4 separate regions of the Homo sapiens genome follow, and regions 2, 3 and 4 are each linked to region 1. A link is a contact called in ENCODE Hi-C or POLR2A ChIA-PET data. All regions are on one chromosome and are shown on one strand. Each heading gives the region's core, a stretch centred on a gene start or an enhancer-like site at or near the end of the contact. The rest is flanking DNA. Distances are from core to core; before and after follow the strand shown. Region 1 has its middle 140 kb from the start of MUSK. Region 2 has its middle 41 kb from the start of LPAR1. Region 3 overlaps TXNDC8 (thioredoxin domain containing 8). Region 4 has its middle 110 kb from the start of LPAR1.

Region 1 (5,432 bases), core at 2,226-4,725:
CTGAGTTGTGGAAGAGGACTTTTCTGACTCACACCTGTGGGAAGTTTGAGCTCCTTATTACACCTGGTGAGGGAGAAGTCTAGGATCCACACTCGGTCTTTGCTGGCGTGGGTGGAGGTGAGGCCATTTTTTTTGTTTGTTGTGTGTGTGTGCGCGCGTGGTGTTTGGCTAGAAGAGAGCAATTATTGTCTAAAAGGTTTCTGTCTTGCTAGGTGCCCTTTTCCTGGTGTTTTGTCTAAAGATAGCAGGCTTTAGTTGGGGCTTTTTTTTTGTTTGGTTTTTTTTTTTTTGGTATATGCCCGCTGGCGTTTCTGTGTTGCTGGCTTCTTCAGCTTCAAGTTTGAGATAGCTGAGGCCCAAAGAAAACCCAGAGAGCTCACCAGAATGTCATTCCTTGACTCTGTCTTCTTCCTAGATGAACTGTCTACTTCTCTCTACTTTTCCACGTTGGTTTTCTATGTGATGTTCGGGTTTTTAGTTGTATTTAGTGGAAGGAAGAGGAAAAAGCACATCCACCCCCTCTTCTTATAAGTAGAAGTCTACTGTGTAGATTTTTATATCTTTGAATGTTGACCCAAGTGAATGTATTACTATTAAAAATAATTAAATAAAAAATAATGCAATGAAAACAGTAAAAAGCAGATAGGAGATGTAATGAATTACAAAATCAGATTAAGACATTTACCTATCTCAGAAGAAATTGATATAAAATGTATACAATGAGGCTAAAGATAATAAATATGGAGGGTAGATCTAGAACATACATTGTAACAGGATTCCCAAGAAAAACTAGACTGTTCCAGGATCCACACTCAGTCCAGGTGGAGAACAATCAGTAGAAGACAAACAGTAGAACATACTTGACAATTCACAAACTGCCCAAAAACAGCTGGTAAAAAATCTGAAAAGCAAACAATATCTGCAGGAATTTAAAAGAAAAATCAAATTTAAACAGGGAGCTAAAGTTTCTCAGTTATCAAACTGGCTAAGAATTAAATTTGATGACATGCTAAATTAGCTGAAGTATCAGAAATAAGCACTTTCAAACATTGCTATTGGTTGTGTAAATTGTTGCAAGATTTCTGGAGGGTAATTTTGTAACATATATTAAAATTCCTAAAAAGGTTTATTGCATCTGACCTAATTATGTTAGTTCTATTGCTGTATCTGCAGGAAATAGTAAAAAGATCTGTGTAATGATTTAGCTATAGTATGTCAGTTTTCTATATAATTGCAAAAAATTAGACACAATTATATTAGCAAAGTCCTTGGAAGTATTTACTGTGTATTAGGTACCTTTCTAAGCCTTTTCTACTTATTAAATCATTTAATCTTTCCAATAACCTATGAGCTTGGTGCTATTCTTATTCTCTTTTCATAAATGAGGAAAATTGAACACAAAGGGGTTAAGTAAATTGCTAGGATTTGACAGGCAGCAGACTCAGCCCTGAGTCCATATATTTCAACACTCCATCTGCTGCCTGTCTTGATAACACTTACGCAACCTCCATATACATTTGATAACATGTATGCAACATCTAATGATTTATTATGTCATCACCAAAATAATGCACACATTGATATTTAAAATATAAAAAAGTTCTAAATTTATTGTTAATGGAAAGCTGTTAGGTTAGTAAATAATACAAAACAATCTTAGAAAAAAAATCTAAGTGTAGATTTTTGAAGTGTAGAATATTTATGTCAAACAATTAATGATTTTTCCTTTAGGGCTGTGTTGTTCTGGAATCATCTTCTAGTTTCTGTTGTGAATATAATGTATTACCTGTTAATGCTAAGTTTGGCCAAGTGCCAGATAAATTCACAGTTATTGCAATAAGAAAATAGATCTTTCATAAGAATAACTAAATTTTCTCAGAGTTCTCTGAAATTGGATGAGTAGATACCTACTTTCTTCCAAAATTGTCTCAAGTATACAAAAATTAAAAACTAGTTTCATATAGCTTTGCAAAGCTTATTAGAAAGAGGTTGACAGTTATAGAAACAGAGATAAAGATGTTTTCCCTAAAATATTTGAGGTTTATTATTTAAAAATGTCTTAAAAATTATGTCTCCAAATTGCTTGAACCTGGGAGGCAGAGTTCTGGTGAGCCAAGATCACGCCACTGCGCTCCAGCCCAGGCAACAGAGCAAGACTCTGTCTCAAAAAAAAAAAAAAAAAAAAAAAGTGTCTCCTTGATTTCTCAAATAATTGAGAAATTATTTGAGAAATGAATGAGAAATAAATAAGAGTTGATCTACCATTTGATACAGCAATCCCATTTCCTTTGGTATACACTTAAAGGAAAATCAATCATTCTGCCAAAAGGCACATTGTACCCATACGTTCATTGCAGCACTATCCACAATAGCAATGATGTGGAATCAACATAGTTGCCTATCAATGGTTGATTGGATAAAGTAAATGTGATACATATACACCATGGAATACTATGCAGCCAAAAAGAACAAAATCATGTCCTTTGCAGCAAAATGGACACAGAAACAGAAAAGTAAATACTAAATGTCCTCAAGTATAAGTGGGAGTTAAACATTGAGTACACATGGACATAAAGATGGGAACAAAAGACACTGGGGAATACAAGAAGGGGGAGGTCTCTGAAGAAGGGAGGCAAGGGTTGAAAAACTATCTATTGGGTACTATGCTTACAACCCGGGTGACAGGTTTAGTTGTACTGAAAACATCAGCACTACACAACATGTCCACATAACACACTCGCCCATGTACTCCCTGAATCTAGAATGAAAGTTGAAGAAAAAAAAGGAATATAATACCCTCTGCCTCCAAAAAAAAAAAAAAAATGTGTTTCCTCAGGCATTTCCTGGTCATCTTTGCTTTGTTCTTAGAAATGAAATTTATTTGTGGTTTTTTGCTCTCTCAGTGTCACTCCTCTGTAAGTCTTTCTCTCATCTTTGATCAGTTTATTTTTTCTTACCTGTCACTTCTGAGGGTACTCTGGGAATGGGCTAAAATTAGGGCAGCTGCTTTTTTAGGTTGCCATAAACAAAGCAACTGAGTGATGTCAGGCAGAATGATGCTGAGAGTCTCCTGAGAAGGTGATCTGAGTCAGAAAGTGACTTAAACGAGTGAAGAGAAGATAAATACATAATACTAATGGACTGTCTTAAGATTCTTAAATATAATGCATCCAAATAATTTTAAAAATCAAGATAGCAGAAGAAGAGGTGACTTTAAATTATGTTTCATCCATACTTGAGTAAAGCATCAATTGAAATAAGAAGGAGCATCACACTAACCACCACGGTGTCAACATGGCTAAAAAAGAAAGTCAGAAAGCAGTGTCATGCCAACACTTCTAATTTTAATCACAGCTCTAAATGGTCAAGAACACACCCAGAAAATGATAGTGTGTATCTAAGTCTGGGTTTTTTTGTGGTTAACATCTCTCTGACGTAACCTTAGATACTACAGGTGGTTTCTCTTCTTATGGGCAAAATGCTATATACGGTGTGTACTTTCCAGAGACTGTGGTTTGAAAGAGCAATGCTGGCCAGTTGCATAATTACAGGTCTGACGATGAAGGTTGTAAGAAAAACTAACCCTGTTGAATCTCTTAGAAGTTTTTAATTAAGAGGGATTCTGTAAAGAAGACATGTAACGGCTTACAGGTAAAGGCTTACCTTGATTTTGCTTCATTCAGAGGACATGACCTCTTAGAAGGCAAGGTAAACATCTAGACACACATAAATCTTTGTTTGTAATGATAAGAAATGTACTGGCAAATATATCAGACCCCCACACCTATGGGTCTTTCCTGTTGATGTAGTTTCTGACCTTCCAATATGTAATGACTCAGTACTGAAGGCCAAGTGCGAGTGGTGAGTGGTTTCTCTGGTGATCTATACCAAAATAAGGGCTTATAAGTGTTCTATCTTGGTGGCTGTGCTACTGAAATAGATCTGAAACAAGTAAAAGAATAGTTACCTGAAATACACTTGCTATAAAGCTTTGACTCCACTCTAACCGGGATACCTCTTCACAATAAAGAACACTATGGTTAAAATGATGGAATGAGCACCATATCGAGTTCTCCTCTCCCAGATTCTCATGGAGTGACACATAGACCACGCAGAAAAGGAAACAGTCAATCGTGCTGCAAATCAGGAATGGGTAACAGATAAATGCAACCCATTTGCAGCTGGGGAATTTCTGCCAGCTGTAATGGGAATGGGCAAGGGTATTGAGAGCTATTAAAATGGATACAATCTACCCTCTTTAGAATGAGTACGTAAGTCAGCAGCACTAGGACACTGCAAGTGTGTATTTGCACTGGAGAGGCTCTGAGACTCCTCCTCGGTATCAAGGCAACACCAAGCTCCATAGCAGTTTTCAGCTTTGCTCCTAGATCAAGCAGAAAGCCTAGTCCTGAGGAGGAGAATCTAAAGCTATCATCTATAACACACAGTTAGAAATGTGAGTGTAAAGTTGGGGAGAGAGGTTTGAACTAAAAATAAAAAAATCTCAGCATACAGATGGCATTTATAGCCTTGCAACCAGAAGAGATCACTAGGGATGAATACAGATAAAAGGGAGATGTCATCCAAGGATTGAGGTGTGGGCTGTTCCAACATTAAGAAACAGGAAAAGAAGGAAAAAAGAAATCTGGAGGCAAACAAGACGAAGGAGTGAACCGATAACTCCTAAACTATTTCAACTATTCCAGAGAGGACTCTTGATGAACATGGTAGTAAGAGGCTTTTCTTTTCCCCTCAAGATTTCCCCAATATGACAGTAAATGTATATGAATAAGAATCAATCTATGTACATGCTGAAACCAATCCAAGTGCCATCACTTTGACAAATATTCAAAAAGCGGAAAGTATCTTAGTGTTCTTATCCATGGGTAAGACAAGGCACAGGAAAAACTAAATTGCAGCTTTTGCAATACACACAAGCCAAGCGTGAGGGGAGGGGAGATGTGATTTCACATGTATAAAGTCTCCATGCTCTGAGTCAGCAAATACAGAGACAGGGGTGGGCTGTGGGTTGTCAATCAGGATGGTCGACTAGAAGATTGTGTATAGAGCAGGTGGGCCAAGAGGCCTCATGTCTATCCCTGTAAACTGCTATCTGAATAGATCAATTTGCCTGAGAGGTCGTTGGTGTGGGTTTGAAGGGTCCTAGGTGTGAGGCAATACAGAAAATGGGGAGAATATCATACTCTTTTGGGTAATGGAAGCAGTGAAAGAATAGCAAGTAGCTCTCCCTGGGAGTGAAATACGTCAAAATATTGTATCTCAGAGTACAGTCTTCCATCACTTTGGAACTGTGGGGATTCTGACTCAGGCTGCCTATACTTCCCTATGAGCCACATAATCAGAGCCCAGAGGTAGCCATCCCACGGAAAAGAGGTCACACTGGGTGAATATACCAACAAAACAGCAAAGGG
Region 2 (5,681 bases), core at 2,552-5,051, 270 kb before region 1:
AAGTTAGCTTCTCTTGGCAATTTGAGATAATCAGAAATGGATTACTTGAATCATTTTAATCTCTATCATTTTAATCTTTTCATGCAGAATTAAAGATGGTCATAAGTCATGAACTACAGATAAGAAGAGTTGCAATACATTTTTTTTTTTTTTCTAAAAGAAAAAAAATTACAAGACAGTATCTTAGAAAGAAGGGTTTTGGAGTCTGAGAGATCTCAATTAAACCTCAGCCCAGCTACTCAGTCACTTAACTGTTTTAAGCCTTAATTTTCTCCATTGTAAAATGAAGACAAGAATAAGCTCTTGGCAGGGTTATTGTAAAAATGAAATGAAATAAAGTTCCTGGTGTAGCACCATTAAGTAGTTGATGTTCAATAGTGATAATAATTATTTTCTTAATTCTGTGAAGAATTTTGGTGCCTTGGAGCTAGGGCAGTAACTCTTATCTCTGCCATGTCCTTTTTCCCGGCCTCCTTAACACGCACCAGGAAGAACCTCAGTGTCCTCAAGTCTTAGAAAAGCTGGTTAGGTTCCATATGAACTTTAAAGTAGTTTTTTCCAATTCTGTGAAGAAAGTCGTTGGTAGCTTGATGGGGATGGCATTGAATCTATAAATTACCTTGGGCAGTATGGCCATTTTCGCGATACTGATTCTTCCTACCCATGAGCATGGAATGTTCTTCCATTTGTTTGTATCCTCTTTTATTTCATTGAGGAGTGGTTTGTAGTTCTCCTTGAAGAGGTCCTTCACATCCCTCGTAAGTTGGATTCCTAGGTATTTTATTCTCTTTGAAGCAATTGTGAATGGAAGTTCACTCATGATTTGGCTCTCTGTTTCTCTGTTGTTGGTGTATAGGAATGCTTGTGATTTTTGCACATTGATTTTGTATCCTGAGACTTTGCTGAAGTTGCTTATCAGCTTAAGGAGATTTTGGGCTGAGACAATGGGGTTTTCTAGATATACAGTCATGTCATCTGCAAACAGGGACAATTTGACTTCGTCTTTTCCTAATTGAATACCCTTTATTTCCTTCTCCTGCCTAATTGCCCTGGCCAGAACTTCCAACACTATGTTCAATAGGAGTGGTGAGAGAGGACATCCCTGTCTTGTGCCAGTTTTCAAAGGGAATGCTTTCAGTTTTCGCCCATTCAGTATGATATTGGCTGTGGGTTTATCATAGATAGCTCTTATTATTTTGAGATACATCCCATCAATACCTAATTTATTGAGAGTTTTTAGCATGAAGTGTTGTTGAATTTTGTCAAAGGCCTTTTCTGCATCTATTGAGATAATCATGTGGTTTTTGTCTTTGGTTCTGTTTATATGCTGGATTACATTTATTGATTTGTGTATGTTGAACCAGCCTTGCATCCCAGGGATGAAGCCCACTTGATCATGGTGGATAAGCTTTTTGATGTGCTGCTGGATTCGGTTTGCCAGTATTTTTTTGAGGATTTTTGCATCAATGTTCATCAAGGATATTGGTCTAAAATTTTCTATTTTGGTTGTGTCTCTGCCCGGCTTTGGTATCAGGATGATGCTGGCCTCATAAAATGAGTTAGGGAGGATTCCCTCTTTTTCTATTGATTGGAATAGTTTCAGAAGGAATGGTACCAGTTCCTCCTTGTACCTCTGGTAGAATTCAGCTGTGAATCCATCTGGAACCAAAAAAGAGCCCACATCGCCAAGTCAATCCTAAGCCAAAAGAATAAAGCTGGAGGCATCATGCTACCTGACTTCAAACTATACTACAAGGCTACAGTAACCAAAACAGCATGGTACTGGTACCAAAACAGAGATATAGACCAATGGAACAGAACAGAACCCTCAGAAATAACGCCACATATCTACAACTATCTGATCTTTGACAAACCAGAGAAAAACAAGCAATGGGGAAAGGATTCCCTATTTAATAAGTGGTGCTGGGAAAACTGGCTAGCCATATGTAGAAAGCTGAAACTGGATCCCTTCCTTACACCTTATACAAAAATTAATTCAAGATGGATTAAAGACTTAAACGTTAGACCTAAAACCATAAAGACCCTAGAAGAAAACCTAGGCATTACCATTTAGGACATAGGCATGGGCAAGGACTTCATGTCTAAAACACCAAAAGCAATGACAACAAAAGCCAAAATTGACAAATGGGATCTAATTAAACTCAAGAGCTTCTGCACAGCAAAATAAACTACCATCAGAGTGAACAGGCAACGTACAAAATGGGAGAAAATTTTCGCAACCTACTCATCTGACAAAAGGCTAATATCCAGAATCTACAATGAACTCAAACAAATTTACAAGAAAAAAACAACCCCATCAAAAAGTGGGAGAAGGATATGAACAGATACTTCTCAAAAGAAGACATTTATGCAGCCAAAAGACACATGAAAAAATGCTCATCATCACTGGCCATCAGAGAAATGCAAATCAAAACCACAATGAGATACCATCTCACACCAGTTAGAATGGCGATCATTAAAAAGTCAGGAAACAACAGGTGCTGGAGAGGATGTGGAGAAATAGGAACACTTTTACACTGTTGGTGGGACTGGAAACTAGTTCAACCATTGTGGAAGTCAGTGTGGCGATTCCTCAGGGATCTAGAACTAGAAATACCATTTGACCCAGCCATCCCATTACTGGGTATATACCCAAAGGACTATAAATCATGCTGCTATAAAGACACATGCACACGTATATTTATTGTGGCACTATTCACAATAGCAAAGACTTGGAACCAACCCAAATGTCCAACAATGATAGACTGGATTAAGAGAATGTGGCACATATATACCATGGACTACTATGCAGCCATGAAAAAGGATGAGTTCATGTCCTTTGTAGGGACATGGATGAAAGTGGAAATCATCATTCTCAGTAAACTGTTGCAAGGACAAAGAACCAAACACCGCATATTCTCACTCATAGGTGGGAATTGAATAGTGAGAACACATGGACACAGGAAGGGGAACATCACACTCTGGGGCCTGTTGTGGGGTGGGGGGAGGGGGGAGGGATAGCATTAGGAGATATACCTAATGCTAAATGATGAGTTAATGGGTGCAGTGCACCAGCATGGCACATGTATACATATGTAACTAACCTGCACGTTGTGCACATGTACCCTAAAACTTAAAGTATAATAATAAAATAAAAATTAAAAAAAAAAAAAGAAAAGCTGGTTAGGTAAGGCTGGGCGCGGTGGCTCACGCCTGTAATCCCAGCACTTTGGGAGGCCGAAGCGGGCGGATCCCGAGGTCAGGAGATCCAGACTATCCTGGCTGACACGGTGAAACCCCGTCTCTACTAAAAATACAAAAAATTAGCGGGGCATGGTGGCACGTGCCTGTAGTCCCAGCTACTCGGGAGGCTGAGGCAGGAGAATGGCGTGAATCCGGGAGGCGGAGCTTGCAGTGAGTCGAGATCGCGCCACTGCACTCCAGCCTGGGCGACAGAGCGAGACTCCGCCTCAAAAAAAAAAGAAAAAAGAAAAAAAGAAAAGCTGGTTAGGTAAGATGATTACCTTCTTTTAGCCTGGAAGCTGTAGTTAACCCTGACCTTTGAGAGTAGAGCAGAGGGTAGTTAACAGGTGCTAGAGCCAGATTGTCAGTCCCTGGCTGTGTGACCTTGAGCATCTTTCTAAGCTTCAATTTCAACATCTGTAAAATAAGGATGTGATAATAAATGTTTCTATTTCTAGAATTAGTTAAAAAGGAAATGAGATAATCTGTGTGAAATACTCAGTGGCTCACACATAGTAAGAACTCAAAAAGTCCTGCCATATATTGCTGAAATTGGAGAAGAACTTGGAGTGGAGAATGAAGATGATTTCTTGGTTCTCCATGAACACTGCACTTAACTCCCAATATAGGGTTTCCCAACTAGATTGAGCTACTTGTTAGCTTCCCCTAATTGCCTACATTATCTTTTTTCTTTGTTCTTTTTTGTTTCCCTAAGGGCCACATTTCCCCCACCTCCTCTCTGGAAATTGAACTGCAGAAGTTGTAATAGGTATGTGCAATAGGAAATGCTATGTAGGGCAGATTGACTGTGGCTAAAGCCCGGAATTCCCCCAAAAGAGGATGAGAAAGGTTACTGAGTTAGAAAATGTGGCAAGCAGAAGATGTTGAGGGGCATGGAGTAGTGGCCACAGGGAACTTGTGGAAATGATGTTAACACAGTGGTGACAGCAAAAGTTTGAAGACACTGGGAGGGTAACTATGGGCTTGAGGGGCAGAGTAAAAATACATTTCTAGGTCTGAGAATGAATAAATGAGTCATGAGATTTAAGGAGGTCAGATAATAAATTCAACTAGTGGCAGCCCAGTGGGATGCCCAGTGGGAAACAGAGGAGTCACAAAAGGTTTCACCACCCAAAGATCTTGAAAAGAAACTTTATTTATTTTATTTTATTATTATTATTTTTTTGAGATGGTGTCTCGTTTTGTTGCCCAGGCTGGAGTGCAGTGATGTAATCTCAGCTCACTGTAACCTCCACCTCCCAGGTTCAAGCAATTCTCCCACCTCAGCCTACCGAGTAGCTGGGATTACAGGTGCCCACCACCACGCTTGGCTAATTTTTGTATTTTTAGTAGAGACAGGCTTTCACCATGTTGGCCAGGCTGGTCTCAAACTCCTGAACTCAGGTGATTCACCTGCCTTGGCCTCCCAAAATGCTGAGTAGGAAACTATATTTATTGGGCAGCTGTTATATGCTAGTTAGTGTCACATATATGTCACCTCACATAATCCTCACAGCAACACTGTGGGGTAGGTACTCTTATCCCATCCATTTTGAATGAATAGAAGTGCATTTTGAATAATAACTTTTCAAGGTCACATAACTAGTCAATGTTAGAATTAGCCATGTTATTTCATTCACTTTAAGATAGTTACTTGCCTTCTGAAAAATCTGTAAAAGAATTCATTTTATTTTATTTTATTTTATTTTATTGATACACAATGTACATATTTTCAGGGTGTATGTAATATTTTGATATGTTCATATAATATAAAACAATCAAATCAGGGTAATTGTGATATCCTTCACCTAAAACATTTCTCTTTTCCTAATGTTGGGAACATTTTAATTATTTTCTACTGGCTATTTTGAAATACACAATTAATTATTTTTTACTATAGTCACTCTACTGCTTCATCAAACAGTAGGCTTATTTCTTCTATCTAACTGTATTTTTGTACCCAATAATCAATCTGTCTTTATCTCACCCTCTCCCATCCCCTTCCTAGCTTGTGAAATAATTCTATTAGAGATGACAACAATTTTATATAAACAAGAATTAAGTAGATACATTATTGCTAAAAACCGGTCACTAAGAGAAACAGCAGTAAGTGGAAAGTAAATTTGTCATAGTGAGGACAATGATTGATAAGCTAGGAATTACATGCACTGTAAATGCCAATTTAGAAATAATCTAAACTTATTTGAGTGTTCAAATGAGGACTATGTGCATTAGAATAGTTTTTAATATAAAATTTACTCTCTTCCCACAACACAAGAGTACTCCCTACTAAATCTGGTATCTGAAACTGCAAGTATCCAGAGAATTCGCTGCCCCACCAAAGTTTCCTAGTAGTGAGATTTTGATGTGTCCTGATTTTCTACCCTAGAGCAAAGGAGGACTGTCTTTAATATTTCCCCATGATCTGCCTCTGAGAG
Region 3 (5,606 bases), core at 2,161-4,660, 490 kb after region 1:
AGGAATTAAAATAATATCAAAGAGGTGATACCGTGGTATGCTAGAAAGAGGACAAGATTGGAAGCAAGGGTCACACACTCTGTTTCTTCAAGGACCAAGTAGGGACAATAAGGTAAACAATACTTTTGAGGAAGATGTTGGTGCCTGGAGAATCACGTTCCCAACTTCTCTCTGTTCAACTTCATAAAACACAGTGCTTGATCCATCTCCCAAAAGAGCATCTTCAGTAAGTTTTTGCCATCTATAGAGTCAGACAACTGCAGGTTGAGCCCCAGGTCTGCCTCTTATTAGTGGCAATGTACCATAACCACCTTGAGGCTTAGTTTCCTTCTCTGTAAAATGAGGACACCACCTATGTTTAAACAACTGTCAGACAAATTTGTGATATTGTATCTAAAGTGCCTAGCACTGGACTTGGTAAATACTAGAAGATGTAGCTATCATTAGAGTCCCAGGATCTAGCTGTGCACGGCCATCTCTCTGAAAATGTATAAATAAATAGTAATTTAGAAATAAAGTTTATGAAGACCTCTAAGGCTCTTTCAATAACTACAACATCCATTTAAGCTAAGTCATCTTAGCATTCAGGGGTTGCCTACCCAATAATATTTAACCTGTCAAGGATTGTGTTACACACAGAGATGTTCTGCATGAGGAAAAAAAGAAACCTCTTACGTGCAGGACTCTAAAGGGTGCAGATCCCTAAAAGGGGTTCCTATCAACTCCATAAACAGTTGATGCACTGGCAGAGATTGACTGGGGGTCGGGGGGCAAGAACTAAGTGAGATGGAACAAAAGTGGGCAAAGTGTAGTAACTATTTAGAAACATCTAGCAACCTTCAGCACCTTTGCTAAAGATGCTGCTCTCTGCTTTGACAGTTCAAAGGCTCACATGTGTCTCTTCTCCCAGGCAGGGATTAGGGTGCAGCAAGCAAGTCAGGATATGACAAGTGCAGGATTAAATCTTACCTTTATTTAAATTTTTGATATTTTGTTCATCATGTATTTTTTGCACTGAGTTTTAATACTTTTATATAATACTTATTAACATAATATTTATGTTGATTACTGAGTTTTGGCAGCTACCCCTTAAAATTTTTTTTTTTTTTAGACGGAGTCTTGCTCTGTCGCCCAGGCTGGAGGGCAGTGGCACTATCTCAGCTCACTGCAAGCTCCGCCTCCCGGCTTCACGCCATTCTCCTGCCTCAGCCTCCCAAGTAGCTGGGACTACAGGTGCCAGCCATGATGCCTGGCTAATTTTTTGTATTTTTGTAGTAGAGACAGGGTTTCATCGTGTTAGGCAGGATGGTCTCGATCTCCTGACCTCGTGATCCACCTGCCTCGGCCTCCCAAAGGGCTGGGATTACAGGCGTGAGCAACCGCGCCTGGCCACCCCTTAAATTTTTTACCCCAGTACCTACCCTGCTCTTCTCCTCTGAATTTTAAGTTGTTGAAATATAGGAGTGATATGTTTGGTGATTCACCAGAAGGACTTACAAGACCCAATCACAAGTTATATTCATAACTAAGATTTAGTACAGCAAAGAATACAGAGAAAAAGCGCAGAAAAAAAAGATATGCATTGATGGAGTCCAGAAAGGTCCAGCAGAGACTTCTGAGGTCTTTCCTTGTCAGACACATAGGAATGCTCTCTCTCTAGCAATGAACTTCCGGTAGCTATGTGGTATGGCCCTACTTAGGAACACCACTTGGAGCTCAGAGACTGAGGTCTTTGTGGAAGTAGGGGAGTAGTTGTGACATACACTTATCTTGTGCAACCATTGCTACACAACAGGCCATGGCAATAGAAACTCAGAACCCCAACAATAAAACCAGGGGCATATCATCAATATTGATGTGTATGCAAAGCAACTTGACACGCCAGCATGGCATGGTCCATCCCTCCAGGAATATATAACAAAGTCCGTCAATCACCAACACAAGGAACACTTGGAGGGCCACATTTCTAGGGGGTGGTGAAGGGTCAAACATAGTTCTCTTGGAGACACACAAGAAGAAAGCAACCAGACCTGCTGCATTAACTCTTTTCTCCCAAGGAGTCACGTGGCTAATCACAATATCACCTTTATTATAAGTAGTCATAATGCTACACTGTGCTCATTGAACAATGTGGCTGGGATCTATGTCAACAGACTTCCTACTATTCCCTTAAAGCCTAGACATTGGGGTGACCCACCTGTGGGAGAATCTGGGGCTGCAAAGAAGAAACTTACCTGTGCAGGTAAAAGAGGTATTGTTGCTTTGCACAACTATCAAGCCCCAAAAGTGAGGCTATAGTATGATGGCCTTCCAGATCTATCTGGGCAGGTTTAGGGCCCACTTCCCATGTGTTGTGCAGAAAGACAGTGGGAAGAGAGCATACCTGTCCCTTGAGCAGAGCATCCCCAAAAGGAGAGAGGATAGGCACAAGTTCATTCCTTTGTGTCAGCTTAACAGATAAGCTCACCTCTAAACATGGGGAGAAGTGAAGGGATATAGGAAACAGGCATATTTTCTCAAAACTGGGCATTTGAGCAGATTTTCCAGTGGAAACATGAGAACAAGTATATGAGCCATTGAAGGGAATGGCCCCCAAACCATGTTTATCCCTGAGAATAAAGTTTCACCCTACACTTCCAGTAAACGGGAAAAATGACATCTCCTCTAGCCAGAGTCCAAAATCAGTTTTCCTGTTCAAGGTGTGGCTTGAGGTGAATTCCCACGACATTAGATGCACACGCTTTTGCCCTTCCACAGAAAGCCACATTGTACTGACTACCTAGCTCTTAGGCAGTTGCATGAAGCCTCAACAACTTCAGTTGATGGCACAGAATAAGAGTCGGTGAACAGTCCCAGGGCCATATCCGACCCTCCACTTGTTTTTGTAAATAAACTTTCACTGGAACACAGCCATGCCCATTTGTTTATGAATTGTCACTAGCTGCTTTAGCATTACAACAGCAAATTTGAGTAGTTGCAACAGAGACCAAATGGCCTGCAAAGCCTAAAGCTGGTATTATCTGATCCTTTACAAAAAAAGCTTGTCAACCCCTACACAGAAGAAAAGCACTCTTGCATTATTTATGCCACCAACGCTCAAAGAATCAGATCTGTAAGTAGAGTTTCTAAATCAGCTACAAGAAAATGAAAGTAAATTTGTATTTTGCTGGTATCGCACTATTAGAACAAGTTGAGAAGAAGGCCAGTATAGATAAGGAAAAAAATTAACATTGTTTTTATAGGCTCTTGTTCTTGAATTCGAGTGCATATAAATTCAAGCTGCTTGCTTGATTTTTATTTAGCTCCTCCAAAAACTTTAATCAAGCCCCTTGCAGTTGCAAAGCCTGTCTTGAGTCTTGTGAAAGTCAAAGGGGAAGTGTTCAAATACCTGCAACGTGATGCAGATGGCTCTGGGGAACAGATGGGTGGGGAGGAGTCAGAGAAAGGGGCCCAGATAGGATCAAACAGTAATTAATGTTGCTCACCTCTCCACAGAAGGTAGAGAAATTTTAAAAATTTTTATTAGACATATTCTTTTCATCTTATTCATACTATTCAATGCTTTAGTAAACTCCTCTTTTTAAAAAAGAGAATATAATATCATTATAAATTATAAAATTATATTGTACAGGCCAGGCACAGTGGCTCACACCTGTAATCTCAGCACTTTGGGAGGCCGAGGCAGGCAGATCACTTTGAGGCCAGGTGTTCGAGACCAGCCTAGCAGGTAGTAGCCTAGATGGTGAAACCCCATCTCTTCTAAAAATACAAAAAAAAAAAATTAGCCGAGTGTGGTGGCACATGTCTATAATCCCAGCTACTCAGGAGTGTGAGGCAGGAGAACCACCTGGACCCGGGAGGCGGAGGTTGCAGTGAGCCAAGATCATACCACCGCACTCCAGCCTCAGTGACAGAGCAAGACCCTGTCTCAAAAAAAAAGAAAAAAGAAATTATATTGTACATACATTTCTACAGCCTGCGCCCCCCGCCCCCTCAACCCCCTCCCCTGCCGCCAAAAAAAAAAGTGTCTTGTGGCTGGGCACAGTGGCTCACACCTGTAATTCCAGCACTTTGGGAAGCCAAGCCAGGTGGGTTCCTTGAGCCCAGGAGATCAAGACCAGCCTGAACAACATAGTGAAACCCTATCTCTACAAAAAAAAAAAATACAAAAATTAGCCAGGCATAGTAGCAGGATTCTGTAGTCCCAGCTACTTGGCAGGCTGAGGCAAGAAGATCAAAACCAAAATTGCATATCAACTGGCCAAGATATTTTGCTATAATTATCTTTTGAGTGTGTCATTAGTCAGACTCTAAAGTCTAATTGGTACTCTTGGAAGTCCATTTGTGAGGAGGGGACCGCTGTCTCCAGCCCCTTTGCATTTTGCAGCAGCAGTACTAGAATTTTTGCAGGTGATTCAATGTCTTTGGCATTAAAAAAAATTGCCCCGGGCTGGGTGCAGTGGCTCACACTTGTAATCCCAGCACTTTGGGAGGCTGAGGCGGGTGGATTACCTGAGGTCAGGAGTTCGAGACCAGCCTGGCCAACATGGCAAAACCCCGTCTGTACTAAAAATACAAAAATTAGCTGGGTGTGGTGGCGGGTGCTTGTAATCCCAGCTACTCGGGAGGCTGAGGCAAGAGAATCACTTGAACCCAGCAGGCGGAGGTTGCAGTGAGCCAAGAGCATGCCATTGCACTCCAGCCTGGGCAACAAGAGCCAAAAAAACAAAACAAAAAAAAACCTGCCTCTGGATGATGGGCAAATGCAGGGGATAGGAGGGTTCACTTCATTATTTTATTTTTGTGGATGTTTGAAAATGTTCATAATAAAAGACTTCAAAACTGATCATTGAGCTTAGTTGGTTCTATTATGCATGGACAGCCACACCCCATTCTCTTGGTCTCAGCAAACCAGAGCTTATAATTTTCATTAGCAGTTATTACTAGGGTTGCAGCAGTGCCTTGAGGAGAGAGAAGTAAACTCGCTCCCTTAATATTTCAGAGTGGAGCATGCCTTTGAGAGGCATAACCCGACATCGGAATAAAACGAGAAAACAATGTGAACCCTGAATATCTGAGACATGTCTCAGTTAATTTAGAAAGTTTAATTTGCTGGCCGGGCGCGGTGGCTCAAGCCTGTAATCCCAGCACTTTGGGAGGCCGAGGTGGGCGGATCACGAGGTCAGGAGATAGAGACCATCCTGGCTAACACAGTGAAACCCCGTCTCTACTAAAAATACAAAAAATTAGCCGGACGGGGTGGCGGGCGCCTGTAGTCCCAGCTACTCCGGAGGCTGAGGCAGGAGAATGGCGAGAACCCAGGAGGCGGAGCTTGCAGTGAGCCGAGATCGCGCCACTGCACTCCAGCCTGGGTGACAGAGCGAGACTCCATCTCAAAAAAAAAAAAGAAAAAAGAAAAAGAAAAAGAAAAAAAGAAAAAAAAGAAAGTTTAATTTGCCGATTTTGAGGACATCCACCTGTGACACAGCCTCAAGAGTCCCTGATGACATGTGCCCAGGTGGTGAGAGCACAGCTTGGTTTTATACATTGTAGGGAGGCATGAGACATCAATCAACATATGTAAGATGAACATTGGTTCAGTCAAG
Region 4 (5,575 bases), core at 3,054-5,553, 340 kb before region 1:
AGTGGAAGACAAATGGAGAAATGAATATGAGTAGCAGAACTGCAAACAGGTTTTTATGAAAAGAAATTATATAATTAAACAAAGTGATATGCTTTGAATTTTCAAAGAAATATAAAAACCTATTTACAATCAGATACTCTCAGCAACTAATTTAGAGCAGTAATCTGAGGTCAAAATGTTTTAAACACTCCCAGATCATGGCAACTGTTTATTTTAACAATGCTTACTTAGAGTTGGTGCTACCAAATTTGCTTTTAAAACTCAGTGTGTGATATATCCTTTCCTAGTATTCCATTGGAGTTTTAATGGTATAGAAAACTAGATAAGGACCCTAAAACCAGATAAAACTAAATTAATAAATATCATGCAAACTATGGATAATAGGAGAGCATGTTTCAGAAAATAGAACTAACTTCTACCAGATGCAATGACACAGAGGCTGGATTGAAACTAAAAGATTATAACCTATACAGACTTCCTTACTAATGCCATTGAGTACTGCAAGCTGGAAAATAAAGCAGAGAGATATTTTGATTTTCCACTATCTGGCCTTAACTCTGAAAAACAAAAGATTTACTGGCCAGAAAAAGGTCAGTTTCCCTCCTGACCTCATATATGTGAATTCTTTTGTAAGAGTGTCAAATATGCTTTCCTCCCTCTCAAACTTTTATTCCCCATCAGATACTCAGATTTCTTTCTCTCTTTCCTTTTTCCTTTCCTTTCCTTCTTCCTCCTCCTTCCTCCTCCTCCTCCTTCCTCCTCCTCCTTCCTCCTCCTCCTTCCTCCTCCTCCTCCTTCCTCCTCCTCCTGCTTCCTCCTCCTTCCTCCTCCTCCTCCTTCCTCCTCCTCCTCCCTCCTCCTCCACCTCCACCTCCTTCTTTCTCTTCCTACTTCCTCCTCCTCCTCCTTCCTCTTCCTCCTCCTCCCTCCTCCTCCGCCTCCTTCCTCCTCCTCTGCCTCCTTCTTCCTCCTCTACCTCCTCCTTTCTCCTCCTCCTCTTACTACTACAGTTGCATAGTGTTTGCTTCAGGTAAAGAAGTTACATGTCAGGAAAGAAAAAGAATATTGAGGGTACAGGGAAGGCTTCCATGGTAGTATATCTGAACAAAATAAATCTTTAGACTGCACCGAATTTTCTATTATAGTCTGAGGCCTGGAGTTACACTAAAAGTCTCTGTGCATTAGTCTTTCTGAGATAGAGATTTAATCAGGATGGAAATAAATGGAAGAAGAATGAAAATAAGCTACATATTCTGATTGTAGGCAAAAATAAAGTCTGAATGAACATCTTGTTTAAGCATGAGAAAACAGAATAACATGAGGTCCATGAAATATTCTTAAATGTGCATTTTAATACATTATAACACAAACATTTTTAATGTTATCATTTACTTTAAGTATATTTTAATTATTATATTACACAGAATGGACAGTTTTTTTAGTTATTCCCCTGTTGTCAGATATTTAAATTATTTTTCTCACTAACAGAAGATATAATAACCAATTATTATGAAAATTATAAATTTTTAATTTTTAATAAAAAATTCTATAATTTAAATTTTGTTAGAAAATAGTCATAGAGACTGGGCATGGTGGCTCCCAAAGTGTAATCCCAGCACTTTGGGAGGCCAAGGTAGGTGGATTGCTTGAGCCCAGGAGTTTGAGACCAGCCTGGGCAACATGGTAAAACCCTGTCTCTACAAAGAATACAAAAATTAGCTGGGCATGGTTGCATGCACTTGTGGTCCCAGCTACTCAGGAGGCTGAGGTGGGAGGGTCACTTGAGCCCAGGAGATTGAGGCTGCAGTGAGCTGAGATCGTGCCACTGCACTCTAACCTGGGTAATGGAGTGAGACCCTGTCTCTAGGTAAGTAAATAAGAAAATAGTCTTAACATGGAAATTATTGGTAAATAACTATGAGTTTTTAAGGAATCTTGCTACATACTATCAAGTTTCTTCCTAAAATACTATTGTACTTTTGGCCACCATCCCTTGTGGATGAAGAGTGCTCATTCTGATGGACAGTTGCCAGTAGAGGGCCTCTTGTGTTTGTTTTCCTTTAATAAAACAGCTGAAAATTTACATATTATCACTGTCATGATAATTTATCATAATTCGTTATAATTTATAAATTATGATAATTTGTATATATCTGTTTAATATACTGATGCATTATGTATGGATATAATATATCTATTATACATAATATATAGATATATCCATATATTATATCAATATATAATATAATTATACATATATATTATCGATGTAATATATAATGATATATATAATATATGACATATGATATATAATGATATATATGTGATATATATCATGGATATATATTTATAATTATATAAATTATGTAAATATTTAAATATAAATTTATATATTTGTAAAAATTTATGTTTATAGATTTTTATATAATTATAAATATATTATAAATATATGTAAATATTTAATATAATGCATAATATGATTATATAAAAATATGATATAATACATATTGACATATAGATATATATCACATATATCATATATCAATGTCATATATCATATATTGACATATATATCATATATACTGACTTATATATCAATATATATCATATATATAAAACCTTGAAAACCATAGCATCTTCAGTATTTTTGAAGGCCTATTTTTTATTATTTAAATATTTATGATCTAATATTAATAATGTATTTTTTTTTCTTTTATTTTGAGACAAGGTCTCACTCTGTTGCCCAGGCTGGAGTATAGTGGTGTGATCACAGCTCACTGGAGCCTTGACCTTCTGGACTCAAGTGAACCTCCCATTTCAGCCTCCTGAGTAGCTGGAACTACAGGCATGCATCACCACACCCAGCTAACTTTTGTATTTTTTGCAGAGATGGGGTTTTGCCATGTTGACCAGGCTGGTCTTGAACTCCTAGACTCAAAGGATCTTCTCATCTTGGCCTCCCAAAGTGCTGGGATTACAGGTGTGAGCTACTGTGACTGACTGTATGTAATAATATTTTAAGATAGGTACTACTTATTATTTTTCCCTATGTGTAAGTATTTTAAATGTTAAAAAAATTTTAGGATAAGAACTATATTTTGTTTTGCTAATAAGCAGAAAAACAGAGACTTAGAGAAGCAGAGCTAGGATTCGAATCAAGTATATATGACTCCAAAGCCCAGACTCCTATTCATTAGAGCACAGTACTTTAATAAGTTCACATCTGTGAGTCCTTTTCAGAGTCATTAAACTCTGTTTAGCTCTCAGCATTTTGTATATTTTGGCTTGTTTTCTTTTAAATACCATATGGCTTTTTAAGAATGGAGATATAATCTTACAACTAATCACTATCCTAAGAAAATTAATAAATTTTGCTGAGCTGATAGTAAGAGTAACTGATAGTAAAAGTGACAGTAATTGGAAACATTTGTAAGATATTTCACATTTCGCAAACTGTTTTTCACATGTCCACATTTGCAACATATTGTGAAACAAAAATATAGTTTACGAAACAACATGTATTGCTGATGCTAATAAGTTTTCCAAAATTCATACAATGGTGAGGTTATAGGTAATTTTTAATTTTTATAATTTTTCTTTATTTAAAAACTGTAGACTTACGTATCCTTTTAATAATAATTACATTTAATCTTTTATAAATTTTTACGGCATCCTAAAGAGATTGAAGGTAAACACCAGACTTAACATTTTTAAAAAGTTAAATATATTTTTATGTATAGAACTTCTGTGATTTTATCAGGAACACATTAGATGCCTGTAGTTGAATGGCCAAAATTTATGACATTCATTTCTCATAGCAATCTGAAGTAGATACGATAGTTATTTTTTTTTTTTTTACGAATGAAGAAACTACAATTTAGAGATGTTTGAATGATTTTTCCCAAACTCAGACAATTAATAATTTATGAAGCCAGAACTAGAAGAAACATTTTCTAAATATGAACAAGCAGCTGTAGACTCTTAACCCCATTATTATTCCATATTGAGGGCCAAACATAACCAAATAAAGCAGCTACGGTCCCCTGCAACCAGGAAAATGAGGAGAAAATGCCCTGGAGAAAATGAAGTCAGAACTTGGAAAATCAAGTGGTGATGGGATCCCCGTAGGTTGCTATCTGCTGATGGGTGTGCCCTTTCACAGTGGAGCCAGGGGTGTCAGGACACCCTGAAAATCCAGGGGTGTGGTACTCATGGAAAGAACAACTCTAGCTGGCCTCTGGCCTCCCATGCCGCAGGGCCAATTCTTGCTGGGTGTGCTCCAAATTACCCCAAAAGGTGACAGCAACAACTGTGCTAGTGTGTCAGCCTTGGAGCCAGGCTTTCTCCTGACTCACATAAACATGGCCCAAATGTGCAGCTCTAGAGCCAAGCCTCTGTTCCCTACTCAAAAATTCTGGATAAACTAGTTAGTTCTTTCAAATCCAGTTGCTTAAAATGACTTACCTTGCTTTACATATGTTCATTTCTCTCCTGCGTCTAGGTAACAGCTCTCCTATGAAGCAGTCATTCTAGAGCACTTGTTAAAAACTCCTGTTCTAGAGTGGCACTAGGGGGAGTCAGGCTGGTTCCTGAGCTTGCTCAGGTTCTGCTGTGATGTGTTGGACAACCAGATGGGCCTAGGTCTCATCTTCACTAATATCCAGAGAACTTTGCAATTGGAAAATAAATCCAAATACCCCAAGTGATGTAGGTTGAGATGTACCAGTGTGGGATCCGGGATGTGAACTAGGGAAGTATTAAATTCTAAGTCAGTGCTGGTAGTGGATATGGAGAGGTTAAGCTTCCTTGTGAAATACTAGATTCTGGGGATGAGAAGGGGAGCAGATAGAACCCAGGAAATTTTGGTTGAAATATTAAGATGGTCACAAGACAGAGTTGGAATTACAAAACAAGAGAGGCAGAAGGAAGTGAAAAACTGAGTGGTATTTAGCAAGTAAATGGTATTTAGTGTCTTGTTAAGTGTGCAGAAAAATGTGAGTATGCTTGTAGTGTTTGTTTGTTTAATTTTTTGCTTTGATTTTAGGCCGTTTAGCATCCATTCCAGTTTCTTTTGGTAATAGCATCTGAATTTCCATTTGGAAATGATCTTTCTCCATCGTATACAGTCTAATGGGCAAGGAAGGCCAGTTGGAAATTATCTGTCTGAAATTTAGATTATGAGCAGAATGATGAAAGTCTGTTAATTATTGGCGTTCTTTCATGACCGCATCACTCCCTGGGGCAATGCTACACTTCCTGCCACTACACTCTCTGGAGCAGTCTAGTTTCTGTATGTTCTGTGCCTCGTTTCCTTCAATCCTGTGAGTCCTGTGAGCTCCCCTACATCTTTCCCATAAATTCCCCATTTGCTTAAGTTAGAGTCAGTTTCTGATCACAACCAAAGAATCTTCACGAATACTCTCATACTCCAGATTAGGTAAAGTAATTGAAGGTGAACCTTGTGATGTTCACAGTGTTAGCAGTATACCGAAACAACATAGCCTGTTCTGTTTTTGAGAGAATGAAGCTGTAACGCCAAATATTTAAAACGGTCAGGAGTGGAGGAGGTCACTGG

What was found. Hi-C counts contacts between places; a loop is a spot of excess contacts on that map. ChIA-PET counts read pairs that join two places held with the same protein, here RNA polymerase II (POLR2A). Pooled maps may share reads with other maps.
Region 2: a map with no recorded cell type shows a loop between it and region 1 (16-fold over the local background). The contact joins two enhancer-like sites. A Hi-C loop is called at or near these places in 7 of 37 single-sample maps with no recorded cell type and 3 of 50 pooled maps. POLR2A ChIA-PET finds 5 or more read pairs at or near these places in 2 of 52 experiments (BJ and RWPE1).
Region 3: a loop to region 1 is called in a map with no recorded cell type, with 5 times the contacts of the local background. The contact joins two enhancer-like sites. A Hi-C loop is called at or near these places in 4 of 37 single-sample maps with no recorded cell type and 2 of 50 pooled maps.
Region 4: a map with no recorded cell type shows a loop between it and region 1 (6-fold over the local background). The contact joins two enhancer-like sites. A Hi-C loop is called at or near these places in 4 of 37 single-sample maps with no recorded cell type and 4 of 50 pooled maps.

What each region holds. Positions count from the first base shown.
Region 1 is chr9:110,806,839-110,812,270 of GRCh38, reverse strand. No RefSeq gene overlaps it. Among named protein-coding and RNA genes, the nearest start is that of MUSK, 140 kb to the right of the region's middle. RefSeq lists an enhancer at 3,499-3,548. Within about 2 kb of position 3,475, at least 2 of the 41 ENCODE cell types and tissues checked have a DNase peak (open chromatin) inside an H3K27ac peak, as active enhancers do.
Region 2 is chr9:111,076,956-111,082,636 of GRCh38, reverse strand. No RefSeq gene overlaps it. Among named protein-coding and RNA genes, the nearest start is that of LPAR1, 41 kb to the right of the region's middle. RefSeq lists an enhancer at 4,162-4,211. Within about 2 kb of position 3,801, at least 2 of the 41 ENCODE cell types and tissues checked have a DNase peak (open chromatin) inside an H3K27ac peak, as active enhancers do.
Region 3 is chr9:110,314,240-110,319,845 of GRCh38, reverse strand. All of the region lies in intron 4 of TXNDC8 (thioredoxin domain containing 8), which reads left to right. Among named protein-coding and RNA genes, the nearest start is that of TXNDC8, 21 kb to the left of the region's middle. Within about 2 kb of position 3,410, at least 2 of the 41 ENCODE cell types and tissues checked have a DNase peak (open chromatin) inside an H3K27ac peak, as active enhancers do.
Region 4 is chr9:111,148,184-111,153,758 of GRCh38, reverse strand. No RefSeq gene overlaps it. Among named protein-coding and RNA genes, the nearest start is that of LPAR1, 110 kb to the right of the region's middle. Within about 2 kb of position 4,303, at least 2 of the 41 ENCODE cell types and tissues checked have a DNase peak (open chromatin) inside an H3K27ac peak, as active enhancers do.